Regions from separate parts of the Homo sapiens genome. Here region 1 is linked to region 2. The links are chromatin loops, found by intact Hi-C in ENCODE. Cell type or tissue: endothelial cell of umbilical vein. All regions are shown on one strand. Links, peaks and the distances in the headings refer to the core of each region. The heading gives the core; the rest is flanking DNA. Region 1 overlaps CAMTA1 (calmodulin binding transcription activator 1). Region 2 overlaps CAMTA1 (calmodulin binding transcription activator 1).

What was found. A loop is a pair of places that touch in the nucleus more often than their neighbours do. Peaks named below come from ENCODE experiments on the same cell type or tissue, not always from the same donor. Only the 100,000 strongest peaks of a DNase experiment are listed, where the experiment ranks them.
Region 1: it touches region 2 in a loop (5-fold over the local background); 3 of 110 quality-filtered maps call a loop at or near these places.

The regions. Positions count from the first base shown.
Region 1 is chr1:7,549,225-7,556,709 of GRCh38, forward strand. The region is part of intron 6 of CAMTA1 (calmodulin binding transcription activator 1); the gene reads left to right. Among named protein-coding and RNA genes, the nearest start is that of CAMTA1-AS1, 110 kb to the left of the region's middle. In endothelial cell of umbilical vein, for the core only: no CTCF peak of the experiment used is centred there; a DNase peak (open chromatin) is centred at 3,377; H3K27ac peaks cover 554 bases.
Region 2 is chr1:7,467,575-7,475,059 of GRCh38, forward strand. It overlaps CAMTA1 (calmodulin binding transcription activator 1), which reads left to right. Exons shown (of 23, transcript NM_015215.4): 6 at 256-327. Among named protein-coding and RNA genes, the nearest start is that of CAMTA1-AS1, 30 kb to the left of the region's middle. RefSeq lists enhancers at 3,016-3,560, 5,283-5,974 and a silencer at 3,536-3,685. In endothelial cell of umbilical vein, for the core only: no CTCF peak of the experiment used is centred there; DNase peaks (open chromatin) are centred at 3,517 and 4,397; H3K27ac peaks cover 1,419 bases.

The DNA.
Region 1 (7,485 bases), core at 1,607-5,606, 82 kb after region 2:
CACCCATGCAGGGTCCCTCTTAGGGGTGGAGGTGCCCATGGAGGGTCCCTCTTAGGGGTGGAGATGCCCGTGGAGGGTGTTTTGACTTCTACTCGGGACTCACCAGGTCCCTTCTCATTTTCTTCCGGGTTGACCTTGTTGGCAGCAGGAAGCTGACCGTATTTGACCTTCTCCTGCCACCACAGAACCCCTTGGCCACCTCCCTCATCCTTATTCCCCCGATTGGTGCCCACAGAACCTGTGCTTGGCTGTCAGCAAAGGCGTCAGAAATGGGATGACTCATTTCCTCTCCAATGCCCTGGGGCATTCAGAAAGTCTACTTGTGGAAAAAGTGCTTTAGATAAAATGCAGTTGTGGACTGGCCCAGCTTTAGTTTAAATCTTTTCATCTCACAAATATTTTTAAGGACCCACTATCAATCAGACAATGTCCTCAAGTGATATGTGAGGTTCATGAGTGATTAAAACAAAGACACCTGTGGGCCGGGAGAGACAAACAGAAAAGAAAAAAATGAGTAACTCAAGCATGTCAGAAAGTGATATGTGTTGTAGGAAGAAGAAAGAGCTCAGAGTAAGAATGGGAGGGTGAGGGCGGGAGGGTTTCATTCTTCAAGAACTTAGGAGAGCCTCCTGTGTGCCAAGCGCCCAGGCTTGGCCCTGGGGGCTCAGAGAAGAGGCTGGCCCCATCTCAGAGACCACAGCATCTATAGAGAGAGGAACATAAGAGACAGAGGTTAGGGGCTCTGGTGCTCGGAGGAGGAGTCTCAAAGGAATCTGAAAGAGGGAAGGAAGGAGGAGGAGGGTGTGCAAAGGAGGAGAATCCCAAGGAGTCATTGCAGGGGAGTGGAGGAGAGGGTGCAGGGAGTGGAGGAGAGGGTGAGTTTCTGGGAGGGGCTGGAGTGAGGCTAAGGGTGCCCAGAGGCAGAAGACAGCTGAGCTGACCTAGTAACTTTGGATTTAAAAATCTGTGAATCCACAGCTCCCAGAGTGGTAGGAAGAGAAGCTGATACAGAGGGTTAATGGAGTGTTAAATGCAGATCTTTCTTTGGAGACCCTGGTCTGGGAGGGGAAGAACAAGATGATGGTTCCGGAGTCCAGTGAGCAAGTTTAACCTGGGCCACTCACCATTCCTTTTTGCCTCAAGAGTGTGGCCCTGATCCAGAGTCCTGAATGGGGAAGCCCAGGGCCTCCCACTGCCTGTGCCACCCAGCCACTCCCACCCGGCTTTCTCCCACCTGGACCTCCCCTCCCTGGCCCTGGCCACCTGGGCCCCTCCCATATGGTAGGGGCCTCGCCCTCTGTCCCCTCCCCATAATCCCTCCCACCTGGGCCCCTCCTACCTGGCCCTCTCCTACCTGACCCTCTTTAACGTGATCTTTTCCTACCTGGCCCCCTCCCACCTGGCCCCTCACCTAACCACACCTACCTGGCCTCCTCGCAGCTGGCCCTCCCCTACCTGACTCTGTCTCACACAGTCCTCTCCTACCTGGCCCCTCCCCCTGACTCCTCCCCACTGAACCCTGACACCTGCCCCTCCCACCCGGCCCTCTCCTACCTGACCGTCTTTCACATGGTCCTCTCCTACCTGGCCCCTACCACCCGGCCCCCTCACCTGACCACACCCACCCAGCTGACCCTCTCTCACCTGGGCCTCTCTCTCCCAGGCCCAGCAGCAGCCCATAGACACCCCAGCTCTCTCTGCCCCCTCCCCACGAGGAATCTCCCTTGGCCTCCTTCACAGGAAGGCAAAGTACCCCCGCTTCATTTTAATGGATTTTTGTCTAATTACTGACTGGAACAGATGCAGAGACAACCTCATTGAAAGGTCTGGGAAGGCGCAGGATTGGCCTGGGAGAGCCAGTGTGACCTTCACCCTCACAGGGAGGGAAGCACCACGAGGTTACTCACTAGTCCCTCCTGGTCTCCACCCCAGTCTCCACCCTAGCCACCCTGGGGCTTCCCTGCCCAGAGGGGAGAAGCAAGGAAGGGAGGAGGGTGCTTATCACATCCTGTGCCCAGCTGGGCTCCGGAGGTCGGACAAGAGCTGCAGGGCCAAAGGACATGTGTGCGCAGGTGCACTGAGTGTATGTGCATGTGTGTGTGTGCACATGTATGTATCTGTGCATGAGTGTGTATGTGCATGTGTGTGCACACACACAGGTGTTTATGAGGAAGAAAACGCAGGGCACAGAGGAGGAAGGCACCCAGCTAGTTCCCAGACGCTTGTTCCTTCTCTCCATTCGTAACAGAGCATGCCTGAAGTGGCCTTGAGCTCCAGAGAACCGTGTGTCTTCCAGGCAACTTCCTGTGTCCATCGGGTCACGTCCTCACCGCAGGCTCCCAGCAGCCCCCTCCCCTACTGGGGACACTGTGGCTGCTGAAGCTTCCTGACACTCCAGAGAATTTAATGCAACCCGACTCCCCTGTGGCTTTGCCTGAATAGGGCCTGATCAGGCCTGGGTCCCCGTGGCCCTCAGAGCCTGTCCCTGGTGTCCAGTATCTGTGGCCCTTGGAGCCTGTCCCTGGCACTGGGTCTCTGCTGCTGGGACTGCTCCCTAAGAGGTTCTCTCTGGTCTTACCAGCTGGCTGGTTCCCAGGGGTAGAAGGACACCTCTTAGGCTTCTCTCCATTCCTGATGGCCTCAGCACAGAACCAAGCACAGAAAAACCCCCAGGGAGGGAGAGTTAAGTAGGACTGGGACTCCAGTGTAGACCTCAGCCAGGTTCCAGGATATGCACTTTTTAAAATCCTCTCATTTAATCCTCACCAGAATCCTAGAAGTGGGCCTGTAGGTGAGGAAAGAGAAGCTCAGAGAGGACCAGTGACTTGCCATAGGTCACACAGTGGGAGACGGTAGAACTTGGATTCAAACCCCAGTCTGACCCCAAGGGGCACCAGCCTCCTCCTTTGACAGAGCAAGGCTGATGGCCAGAGGGACTGATGAAGTAGCCTTCTGAAGGCCACCACACCCCCCCAGTGCCACCCAGCCTAGCTCTGGAGGCAAGGGAACGATGCTTCTGCCACAAGAGGCTGCATCTCTGGACCGCCAAGTCCCAGAACAGGACCTCTGAGCCCGGACCTCACTCAGCCCCTGCAAGGTGCCGTAAAGTGTGATGCAGAGCTTGCTGCACAGGGTCAGGCAAACCATGGCCCCATTTCTCCATCCACCCAGGAGCCATTCCCAGTTGTGTTCACTGGGAACAGTGGATGTGCCTGTCTCGGCCAGACTCTGCTTGTGAAACAGCATTCAGCAGACTCTCCTGTGTGTGCGCCTGACACACAGGGGTGGGACAGGAGCAGAGCACTGGCCGACAGGAGGGAAGGAAGGAGGAAGTCCAGAAGCTGGCTCGCCTGGGCTTCAGGCCGCAGCCACTGTGAGCCCTGTCCATCCCGGGTCACTGCCCACGCATATCCAGGAGGTTGCTCATTAAACTGAAAGCAGGGGAGGACTGGCTCTCCTGCTTCCTGTCCAAACACTCAGGGCTCTGGAGCAGCCCGCCCAGTTCCGCAATGGTGCACTGCAGCAAAGCAGGGAGGCTGGGTTAGGGGAAGAGCTGGTGGAGGCCCCTGCCACAGCTCCCGGGATGGCGTGCTCAGAGTTGACCTCCAGAGTCACAGTGAACCAGGAGGTTACAGTCCAAGGAGCACGGAGCCGCACGGAGAGCCTCTTACCCTGTTTCTCTCCTGCCCTGTCCATGTTAAGCAGTAGCTGAGTGGGGATGTCATTGTGGCAAACCTTCCCCCAACAGCCGGTGAGGACAGAGGGACCTCTGGGAGCTGCAATAGGAACAGCCGCAGTCTAACTGGCTTTCAGAGAAGCTAAAGACTGTGCTAAGATTGGTAGTGAGAACAGGGCCTGGCACACATGAAGTACCTTGAGTGAATGAACGAATGAGTGAGTGAGTAAATGAATGAGTGAATGAATGAATGAGTGAATGCATGAATGAATGAGTGAATGAATGAATGAGTGAATGCATGAATGAGTGAATAAGTGAGTGAATGAATGAGGGAATGAATGAATGAGGGAATGAATGAATGAGTGAATAATTGAGTGAGTGAATGAATGAGTGAATGAGTGAGTGAATTCAGGGCTCAGCTATGATGAAGAGGGCACACTGGCAGTGAGGGAGAGCTGTGCAGAAATCTGTGCTTTAGAGAAAGTGTAGTCATCCATTCCCAGAGCCATCAGCTGTGTATTGAGTGCTGCCACGTGTAGGGGCTGAGATGCAGGACCCATCCCACAGGGCTCCCCTGGAGGGAGCTCACAGCCTAGTGGACTGAAAGATTGAAAGCAAGAGGGATAAGCGAAGCTCAGGGTTCTGTCCCTGACCCTCTTTGGTGTCCCCCATCTGTGCACAGAACCTGGCTCAGAGGTGACTGCACAGATTTCCTGGAGGCCCAGATGGGGGTGCTGAAAGGTGCTGAGAGAAACTTCCCTGGTTTAAGCCTCAGGAAAGGAAAGGGCAGCTTCCCAGACATCTCCAGGCAAAGTGTCAGGAACCCTGGGTCCTGTAGCTCTAACAAGAATTCTCACCTGCAATCAAGAGCTTGGATTCAAAGAGAAGGGAGGTCGTGCTCTGCAGGGCTATCTCAACAGTGACTCTGAGTCCAGGCCTGAACAGCCACATGATGCAGGGGCGTGAAATCAGAAGTGATTGTCACCCTGTGCTAAGATGAGACCAACATGACTGCCCCCCTGCTCTGTCTCTGGGGAGTCTGTACTCAGGTCCTAGCAATTTGTACTCAGGTTCTTTCAGTGGGCCACAAAGTGATGGGTTCTGGACTCTAAAATTCCTGGATGTGGGCTCTGTTCTAGTGCACACTGCAGGGAAGTGTCTGGAAGCATGAGAGAAGAGGGAAATAAATGTAGAAGATGGCCTGGGTGGTGGTAGCTGAAAATTTCCTCCACATAAAGGAAGGCAGGAGTCATTCCCGGGTTCGTTTCATTACATGGAAGAAGAAGGGTGTTTTCCTGCCAGGTACCTCCCTTCAAGCTCCCTTGCTGGCCCAGGGCTTAGGAATTCCCCAGAAGTGGTCATCTTCCTCCATTTCTCTACCCTGCACTCCTTCACTCTTTCAGCTGGTTGCTTGGCAGATATCTGTAGAGACCTAGTATGTGCCAAATGCTGTTCTAGGTGTGAGGTTGCTCTTCCTCGTCTTAGTTCTAAACCACTTGCCTTACATGCTGCGATAACAAATCACCAGCTGCCACCTTCCCCTCCCGTGCCCAGGGCAGACATTACTAATGGATCACAGCACATTTTCCAAATGCAGTCTCAGAATCCTGCCCAGCCTGGCCCTACAGCTGTCAGCTGTCAGTAGAAGCCCATGAATAAGAGAAAAGTAATTTGCTATCCCTGCTCTTGCCCCCTCCTGTCACTGCCTCCACCCTGATCATCTCTGACCTGTTGGCTCTTTCTGCCATTTTCAGCCTCACACAAACACTGACGATGTCCCTCCCACCCTCTCCTTAGCGTCTGCCTTTGACCACAAGCTGGGTTCTTCCTCCTCCCCCAGGACTTGAGTTTCAATGACCTTCTGAGGTTGTCCCAGTTCCTGGAACCCCTTATCTTGGCTTGCTTCATCCCCCCCAACCCCATGCCAAAAAAAGAAGCCAGATTTCTGTAGGGCAGAAACAAAACCCAGCAGACTTCCCAAGCCAGATGGTGGGGGCCCAAATCTGAGAACTGAATTTTTCTGACTTTTTTTTTCAAGCAATCTGCTAATGGAGGCGAGAACAAGACTCAGGGAGTTATCAGCTGCCTCTGTCAACAGTGGGTAATGATGTGTGAATGCTGGCACCTCCCAGTAAACTGTGAACCTCAAGGGTATCCCCAAGTGCCTTTCAGCCTGCTTGCCCTCCAGGAGAGGGGATTGCTCCCCAGCTGCCCCTTCAAAGCCTGCAGCGAGATGGGTGTGTTCTGGGAGCCGGATTGGCCTGTGGCTTTGGAAATCTATTTATGGGACACACAGAGCTCGCCCTTTTTTAGAACTAGAGGAAACTGACAGCTTCGATTGACAGAAAGCTCCGCGAAAAGGAAGGGAGCATTTGTTTCCATTTTTAAAGTGCTCAAGCTTATTTGGGGGTGCATGTGGGTAGGACCCAGGAGGGCAGCTGGGACCAGAATTTCTCAGAGCCAAAGCAAGCAGCCCCTCCATTCATGCTCCCTCCATGGGTCCTGTGGGTCTGCTGCCCTCCACCCACCTGTGGCCACCCCACAGCCCTGCTCCTCCTTCTCCTCTTTCTCTCCTGAGACCCAGAGCTGTGCCCTCCCCAAAGCCACTCTCTCATCATTCCCCAGGGCAGACAGAGCCAGGGCCTGGATATCCCAAGAATCACAAGCTTGGAACTCTCACCCAAGGAGCCGAATGAGGTCCTGCTCCTGGAACAGGCAGGAGAAAAGCCCCTGGCTCCCACGGAGCTCCAGGGCCCATGGGTGGCTCTGGTCACATTTGCAGCCTGGTGTCCCTGTCTCCCCCAGCACCAAGGCAAGCACCTAGCACGTGGTCCCCCAAACCAAGCTCAAGCCCAGGAGTCATTCATTCACCTCCTCTGTCACATTCCACCCCCAGGTCACCACTAGGTCTGTCCACCTGTTCTCCTAAATGCCCCAAACCCAACCACGTCCTGCATCTCACACCAGCTCCAATCTAAGCCGCTAGGGCCCTTTTTTCCAAATGCGGGTTGTATTAATATGCAGCCATGGTGAGGCTAGCAGATCAGCAGGCGGCTGCCTGTTTAAGATGGTTTGTTACTCATAGATCCCATGAGGAGGGGGCAGGCCACGTCACACAGGACCACTTGGGGAAGCAGGGAGTCCATCAAGAGGCAGAGGGAGCCGGGGGCAATGTGGGCAGAGCCTCTATTGTGGTTTTTGCAGGAAGGAACAAGTAAGACGGGGTGAGCAGGCTTTGGAGAAATTCCTGGGGTAATTCCTGCGGGCTCTGGGCGGAGAGGCTGCCCCTAAGTTGTCCCTGGCCTGGGGTGACTAGGGCAGCTAGATGGTGGCCCTTGGGGGAAACCCTGATAGAGGAGGTTGTGGGGTATGGGCTCTGGGTGGGTTGGTCTGAAAGGTGGGTTCCCAGGCCAGTCCTTTGCTATCTCTAGGAATTGACCAGCCCTAGGGGGGCAGTCCCTCCAGGTTCAGCAAGGCCCCAGAGGTCAAAGCATCAGAAATACAGAAAATAAAATGGCATGACGACTGTGCCTTCTTCCGGACCCTGGCCAAGGTTTTCTGAGCATGCTCTCACCCTTGCAAACTCTTCCTTGCACAGTGGCTAGCAATAATGATCCTCATGTGGTCATTACAGCCATGCACACGCACATCACCTCGCCAATTCAACACCACTGTTCTAAGGGTGGCCACTGTGGCCATTCCTGCTCTCAAACCCCATCTCAAACCTTGTGCCCCACCCCACGCTCCAGACACACTGGCCTCTTGCAGGTGTGGAATGCACTCAATTCGTCTGCCTGGGCCATCCACCT
Region 2 (7,485 bases), core at 1,316-5,315:
GCCTCTATGGCTCCCGGAGGGTAAGGCCCCAGCTGCCCATCGAGTCTGCCGGCTGGTGTGTCCCCACGGGGCTTCGTAGGTGCTGTCCCAGAGCCTTAGTCTTGGAGCTGGAGCCAGACGCAGAGGTGCCCTCGGTCTCCCTGGGCCGCTGCCAGGCGGCTGTGGCCCCTTCTTGCTCCTTCTCTGTTGCGCCGTCTTCCTTCCTTCCTTCCTTCCCTCTTTCCAACTGAATTCTCGTTTTTCCTCTCTCCCTAGTGCTTGTACGGCTGCTATGTCCATTCCTCCATCATCCCCACCTTCCACCGGAGGTGCTACTGGCTCCTTCAGGTAGGTGGCTGGGACTGGATTCTTCTTCTGTCTCTGGTGCTCGGGAAGGGTCTGTGGAGGGCACTGAGGGCGCGGGGCTCCGCATGCGACACGGCTTCGGGCTGAGAGCCCTGGTGAGCTTGCCTAGGGAGACTTCGGCTGTTGCGGCACTGAGGCCAGCTCAGTGGCTGGGCTGGTGTTGTCATGTGTCAGGAAGGGGAGAAGGCCTGGTGGCAGGGGTAGCTGTCACCCACTGATGGGAAATAAACCTAGGTGCTTCCAGCTTCCAAGGCGCCTCAGTTTTCTTTTGATGAGGACAAGAAAGAAGGCCGAGTATCCTGCCCTGAAATGCCTGTTGGCTGAAAGCTGTACATTCATTTTCTCTCATGGGTTAGTTACAAGGCACATGTGGAAAACAGGCTCCCGGAGGTTGCCAGGCACAGCTGGATTGATTGGGATAGCTGTGGGGAAAGGAGGAAGGAGCTCCGTAATCGATTTGTGATGTCTGCTGTGGCAGGGATGGAACAGGTTGTGGCTGGGCATGCTAGCCATTCCTGTGGGAGAGTGGCCTGGTGCCCAGATCTCTGTCCATGGTGTTTGTGCACAGCGTTGCTGAACCAGGGGTGGGTAGGTACGGGAGGCCCACCTGGCCTCTTGCCCTCTGGGGATCGTCTGCCAGCTGTCTTGCCTGCCGTGTGGGCGGGAAGGTCTGAGGGATCCATGCAGTCGGACTAGACATAGGTCCTTTTCAAAATGCATCCTCTGATTTGCAGCTGTTCTTGGTAGAACCCATTCCCCATGGCCTGCCTCTGTCACCCCAAGTTCTTACTGTTGCCTCTACCCAGGAGTTGCTGCCTGAGGCCTTTCCCACCATGGTTCTACTTTCTGTTGTTCAAGGCAGCAAACCCCTGGACCTTGATGGTTTAGGGATCTCTCTGACCTGGCGGGGGTGTAGTTGGAGGGGCCTGGCAGCTGGGGAAGCAAGTCCCCCAGTGCTATGACACAAGCTCAGGGAGAAAAGAGTCACACATGCCACGGAGTGCAGAGAGGCTGATGGCCACAGGAGAGCTGGTCTGGAAGGTGCCCACAGGGCCGGAGCCATGTCGATGTGGAGGCCGGGCTCAGCCTAGACAGGGCCCTCTATCCATCGGCTCTGCCCAGCCCCAGCCTCCAAACCCTTTCCATTCTCCCTCAGTTCCCAGAAATAGCCGTCTGTTGTTCAGCAAGTTCAAATGATGCCCGAGACCATCCGGGGACGTGCTGATTTGCAGAGGCTGCTTCCCAATACCTCACCCTGTCATCAGTTTCCCTGGCTCTGCCTCCCCTGGAGGCTGACGTGCTAGCACCTGCTTTTCTAATTGCTCAGACCTGTGTGCTTGAGGAGGGGAGTTGTCACATGGTCATGGGATGAGGCTTTTGGGGTCTTGTTACTAGGAATTGGTCCCAAGGTGTTCCACCCCTTGGCAGAGGGTTTTCTCCTCTACCCGATGAAGGGTGGGGTTCCACCCGAGGCCAGAGTTCTGGCGGCTGAGTCAGAGTCAGAGCATGTCCTTGAGTCCCCAGGGACAAACTCTGGCTTCCCAAGAAACACCATTTATCCAAAGCAGCCTGCAGCCCTGTACACTCCTTCCTGGGCCTCCAGCCCCATGGGTCTGGTTTCTGCCCTTTTCCTTTTCGGTTTCATGCCCCCTGGTCAGAACACCTCTTTGGCCATTGCCCTCCTGTCGGGGCAGCACCTGGAAGCTGGCATCCTGCCAGCAGCCCAGCCACCCGCTCCTCCAGGCTGGTCTGCTCCTCCAGGCCTTTTCTCCTGCACCCACGCCTCCGCCTGCCTCCCCTCATTCCATCATGCCCTTGTGGCTTTTTAATTCCACTAAATTTACTTTCCTGGAATCAGACACCATTGGGCAGCCACGAGGTCTGAGCTGATGACTTCCCAAGCTGCATTCTGCTCATTCCGGGTCCCTCCTAGATTCAGCTGCTCCTGTTCCTCAACTCGGGCCAAGCGAGGAGAGGGGTCCTGCTCTCTGCCCCAGCCCTCCCTCACTGGCGCTCCTGTTTTCCAGCCTCCGTATGCTGGAGGCATACCTGGACTGATTCATGTGTGTCTGGTTCGTTACCTCCCAGCTGGCGGGGAAGTTGGAGTCTCCCCGAAGGCCAGGATGGCAGGACCAGGCTTCTTCATGGCCGAGCTGGGGCCTCTTCATCTTCTCTGCCCAAGCCTGGGGGAGCCATCCCTCCCCATCCCTCTCCTCTGTGTCCTCCAGCATCAGACTTGTTTCTGTGATCAGATCACAAAGAGGGAGCGCACACAGGTGTAGGGGGTTCCTGCTCCCCCAGGTCTGTGCGGGGCAACAGCAGGTTAAGGAGCTAAGGCCAAAGCAATTAGCACAATGCACGCCCTGCTCGGAGCCCAGAGCCTATGTGGCAGCCGGTGCCGCTCAGGGCAATTTGTTCTGGTGCTAATTACAACACCAGGATAATGATGCTGTGGCCAGGTTTAATTTCTCTGATGTTAAATAGGAAAGAAGCCATGAGTTACTGGCTCAGATGGAAATTGGCTCAAGTGTGTCTCTGACACCAATTACCAAGAAAAAGGATTAGGTGGGGTCCAAGGTGTCAGGGCAGTGCCCATGTTGGGAGCTGAGGAAGGAGGCTGCTCAGATGCCAGCCCCGAGCCAGCCTGGTCCTCTGAATGCAGGAGGCACTAGGAAAGGGAGTGATGGGCTGGCCATGCTCTCTCAGCCCCCTGCAGGGGGTGAGCCTTCTAGAAAGGTAAGGGCATTGGAGGAAAGAGGGAGGAAGGAAAGGAAGAAGTGCTTCTGGAAAAAGGAGACTTTCTCCAAGGAATAGCACCCACTGCCCCACCTTTGTAGCCTCAGTTCAGTGGCCGCCTCCTGCCGGCCCACTGTGAACTCGCTCCTGCCCTCTGAGATGCTCCAGCTGATGTCACCCAAGGCCACTTAGCACTTAGTGGGCACGTCTGCCTATGTTGGCCTCGATTTTCCTCTCCAACTAGTCAGCTCCCAAGGGAGAGACATGAATTCCTGTCTCCCCTGAGTGCCCAGCCCAGAGCCACAGCCACCACAGGGCAGGAGCCAGCATTTGGGAGAGCCATGTTCTGCTGTGGTGACGTATCCACCCCGGGGCGGGAATGAGCAGGCCTCGCAGACTCGGGGCCTGGAGCTCAGGATTGGTGCCAAGATTTACAGAGAAGGGCCTGAGTTGACGTGGCACGTAAGCTTCTGAGTCATCGGGCTTTCAGGGGAGGGTGCTACCTCTCTGTCTGTGTCTGTCTGTCTGTCTTTCAGGCTCTCTGTCTCTCTCTGCGTCTCTCTCTGTCATGTTCTCCCTCCCCATCTCTCCATTGCTGACAAATATTCTATTAGGCTATGAGCGAGGAGACGGGCAGGGAGCCTCTCACAGGCAGGGCACTAGAGCCCATGTGGCCCATAGGCTCATAAAGCCATTGGCATGACCAGTAACCACCATGTGAGGTCACCAGGACAGCTGGGGAGGGACCAGATGACCTGAGCTCAGCCCACTCCAGCTGGGCAGGGCCAGAGCCATGACCTGGAAGAGGCCACCTCTTCCCCTCTGCTGGTGGCACCCATCCTCAGCATTGCTGGGGGCTCTGTGTCACAGCTGACAGGGCCTTCAGGCTCCCCTGAGCCTACCCAGTGCATTTTCTAGAAGGATTTCTGAGACCCAGCGAGAGCAGGGCCAGGCCCAGGTCACCCAGTGGGTCAGGGGAGGAGCAGGCAGTGCTCCGTTCTCCCGATGCCTTGGCCTCTGCCCCTACCGCCTGATGTGGGTGTCACTGCAGCCGCAGGACCCTGAGCCTCGTGAGGTAGAGGAGGCATGAAGGGGTGAGCTGGACAGAGCGGTCCCTCCTGTTTGGGATTTTCTGATGGTTTCGAGGGGTAGGCAGCAGAGGTTCAGGGCCCCCTGACCTCCTCATGTGCCCCTTTCTCCTGGTCCTCCACCTTCCGTCCTTCTCTGCATTCTCCGCCTGCCCCCGCAGGGGACCAGGCCCCCATTCCAGGCCAGACTTCCCTGCAGATTCTGTATGGCTCATTTGGAAACTATTTCTGCTTCTAATGAGTGTTTTCCTTTGTGCCCTTGTCCTCTAAAATGCTTAATGACTGCTTTCCGTGCTCGAGTGAAGCGGGGGTGTGTCCCCGCATGGCTGCCATTGCCAGGCCGGAGCTGTTTGGCTGCCAAGCCCGGCTTGCTTGGGTGGAGGCAGCGGGGGGTCCTTCCTGGCCCACGCTGGCAGCACAGACCAAGCCTGTGGGGGCAAGAGCACGGCTGCGGGGAGACGAGGACCCTGGGGCCTTAGGAGACCACAGGACAGGGTGGCAGTGCAGGTCGGGGCTCCCACATCACTGGAACAGGCAGATCTTTGAGCCTGAGTTCTAGGAGTTGAGCTCCTTGGGGGACTCTGGATTCAGAGTCTGAGGAGCTGGATTCCAGCTCTGCCTGGACCTACCTGAGCACCAGGAGCGGTGACCATGCCACTGGACACCTCTGGTGCTGACTCCTGGCTGGGCAGTGAGCCTCCACCACGCACCACACTTCACCTGGGAGAAAACAGCCTCCGAGAAGCTCCACAGTTGCTCAGTCAATAGGGGGCAACCATCGCTGCCCTCCGCTGCCTCCCCTGGGGGCACCACCATCACCCCTGTTTATAGATGAGGCATTTGAGAATCAGAGAGATTGGGCACCTTGTAGCAGATCACGGAAGTGGCCAGAAAGTGGGACAGCTGCTGGGCCCTCAGCCTGGATGCTGTCTGCTTGCTGCCCCCACATGAGCCTTTGCCAGCCCTGGGTCCCCCTAGAAGTAGTGGGTGCAGGGCACAGGGGTGCCATCACCCCCTAGAGCAGGCACCGTGAGACTAAGCACCACAGGCATTGTGGCCAGAACAGAGCCCAGCCACAGCAGCCTCTGTGGCTGGTGCTGCTGAGTGGGGACTCGGGGCGGGGACAATGCCAGTTCACCATGGGGTTCACTCCAGGCGGTCCTGGCCCCAAAGGGCCCCCATGTCCAGGAGCGAAGTTGCCTTTACCTGGGACTCACCACCCCCCAGGAGAGGAAGAAGATGCCTTCTCCATGGGGCTGCCTCTGGGCAGGATCCAGGCTTCCCCACAAGGCCTGGGGCTCTGAAACCAGGTTCACAGGGGAGAGATGAAGCTCCAGATCCCCAAATCAGTGGGCCTTCCATCCCCAGAGTGGTCAGCTGCTTGTCCACCCTGGGGCTGAGAGCAGGGTTTCCTAGGGTAGTTCCCAGAGAGGGGAGAAGGGCAAGGCTGCAGGGAGAGGCCCTAGGGGAGATGCCCCGGTTCCACTCCTGCCCCAGGCCATCTGCCCTCCATGGGAGCCCTGCAGAGTTAGCCAGAACATGGATCTCTCCAGCCAGAGCAGGTCCCATTGGCATACTTGGCCTTTTGGCCCATAGGAGGAACAGCTGGGGCTGGGGCAGCTCCATGGCAGAGGGACCGGCAGTCCTAGAGCCCAGGCTCGGGGCTCCCCCAAGGAGGAGGAGGAGGACAAGTGGCCTCTCCAGGCTGCTACAGCCTCTGGAGTTCCATACTCAGGCCCTAGAGAAGCCACTTCTGCTCCTTGTTCAGGAGACCTTGCAGCCAACAGCCTTTTCAGCCTCTGCCCCAGACACAGGCCCTATAGGCCTCAGCCCAGGCATGCCCCCAGGGAGTCCTCCCTTCATGCTGCAGCCCTCAAGAGGGGCCGTGGGGCCCCCTCACTGCTGAAGAATCTTTTCAGAGGGACAGGCCCTGCAGGTCCCTGAGGGCAACTGAGTCCCAGGCACCCCCAGCCAACAGAGAAGAGAGTAGGCCGTGAGCCCTCCTGGCCCAGCTCCAGGGACCGTGGCACCTCATGGTGGGTCTGAGATGAGCCCAGCTCCACACTGGGGCATTAGTGTAGTTTTTCTCCACTGACGCCGGAACCTGGCTGTGGAACGCGATGGCCTCTCTGAGCCGACTGCCTCTGGCTCCCCAGGAAGGGTCCTCAGGATGTGTCTCTTCTGGGAGCACCAAAGCGTGCTGCTGTGTCAGGTCTAGGCATCCTGCAGGGTCCCTGAACCCCAGCCCCTGCCTGCTGCAACCACACAGGAGGCTGCCCTTCCGGGGCCACCCCCCTGGACACTGGGTGAGTGGATGGGCACCATCAGCCCTCTGTGTGGGGTGGGGTTTAGACCCGTCAAATAGTGGGGTTAGGATCACCCAAAGAAGCACCTATTAGCTGTGTGACACTGGGCAGTTTGTCTAATTTCTCCGAGTCTCAGTTAGCTCATCCATAAAATGGAGCCAACAGCAAAGAAGCAGCTATTAGCTGTGTGACTCTGGGCAGTTTGTCTAATGTCTCTGAGTCTCAGTTAGCTCATCCATAAAATGGAGCCAACAGCAAAGAAGCAGCTATTGGCTGTGTGAATCTGGGCAGTCTGTCTATTTTCTCTGAGTCTCAGTTTGCTCATCCATAAAATGGAGCCAACAGCAGCATGGAATACAGAGGCTGTTGGAGGAGTGGAAGTCTGCATTGATGCCGTGCATAAAATGTCACCCAGTCCCTGGCACAGGGCAAGCATCCACGAATGATAGCTTGATGCTGCCAGCACCAGGTAGACCTGTAAGTGGACATCCTGAATCCCGGAGAAAGCGTCTGTGACATCCCCACCCCATCCCTAGCATCCCACCTCTGCATTCTCTCTCCCAGAGGCGTTGAGCTAGGCTGAGCCAGCCCCTCCCAAAGCCTGAGCCAGGCAGGAGCCCCGCTGGTACAGGCAGCCTCTCTACCCTTCATACCACCCTCTTCTGCAGCCCGGACAGAGAAGGGAGCAGAGGCTACACCAGGGTGGTGCTGTCATTGCAATAAATGTCCCTTAGCCACCCAAGAGACTTGATGTCTATTTGGAGAATGAGCAGCTCTTTGGCAACCCAAGTGTCTCCCCAGAAGTGCAGCCTCTCCCCGCACCCCACTCCAGGACCATGCCCTGCAGCCCTCAGGAAGGACTGCCCTGGCGGTGAGCTGTGAGCTCGGTCATGGAAGGGACTGCAGGCCAAGTGGGACACCCTGAAGAGTATGGCCGCGCTCGCCCCTCAGCCCGTGGCCTCCTCCTGGTGGTGGGGACCTCTCCACCCGGATGAGCTGGGCTCTTCCCT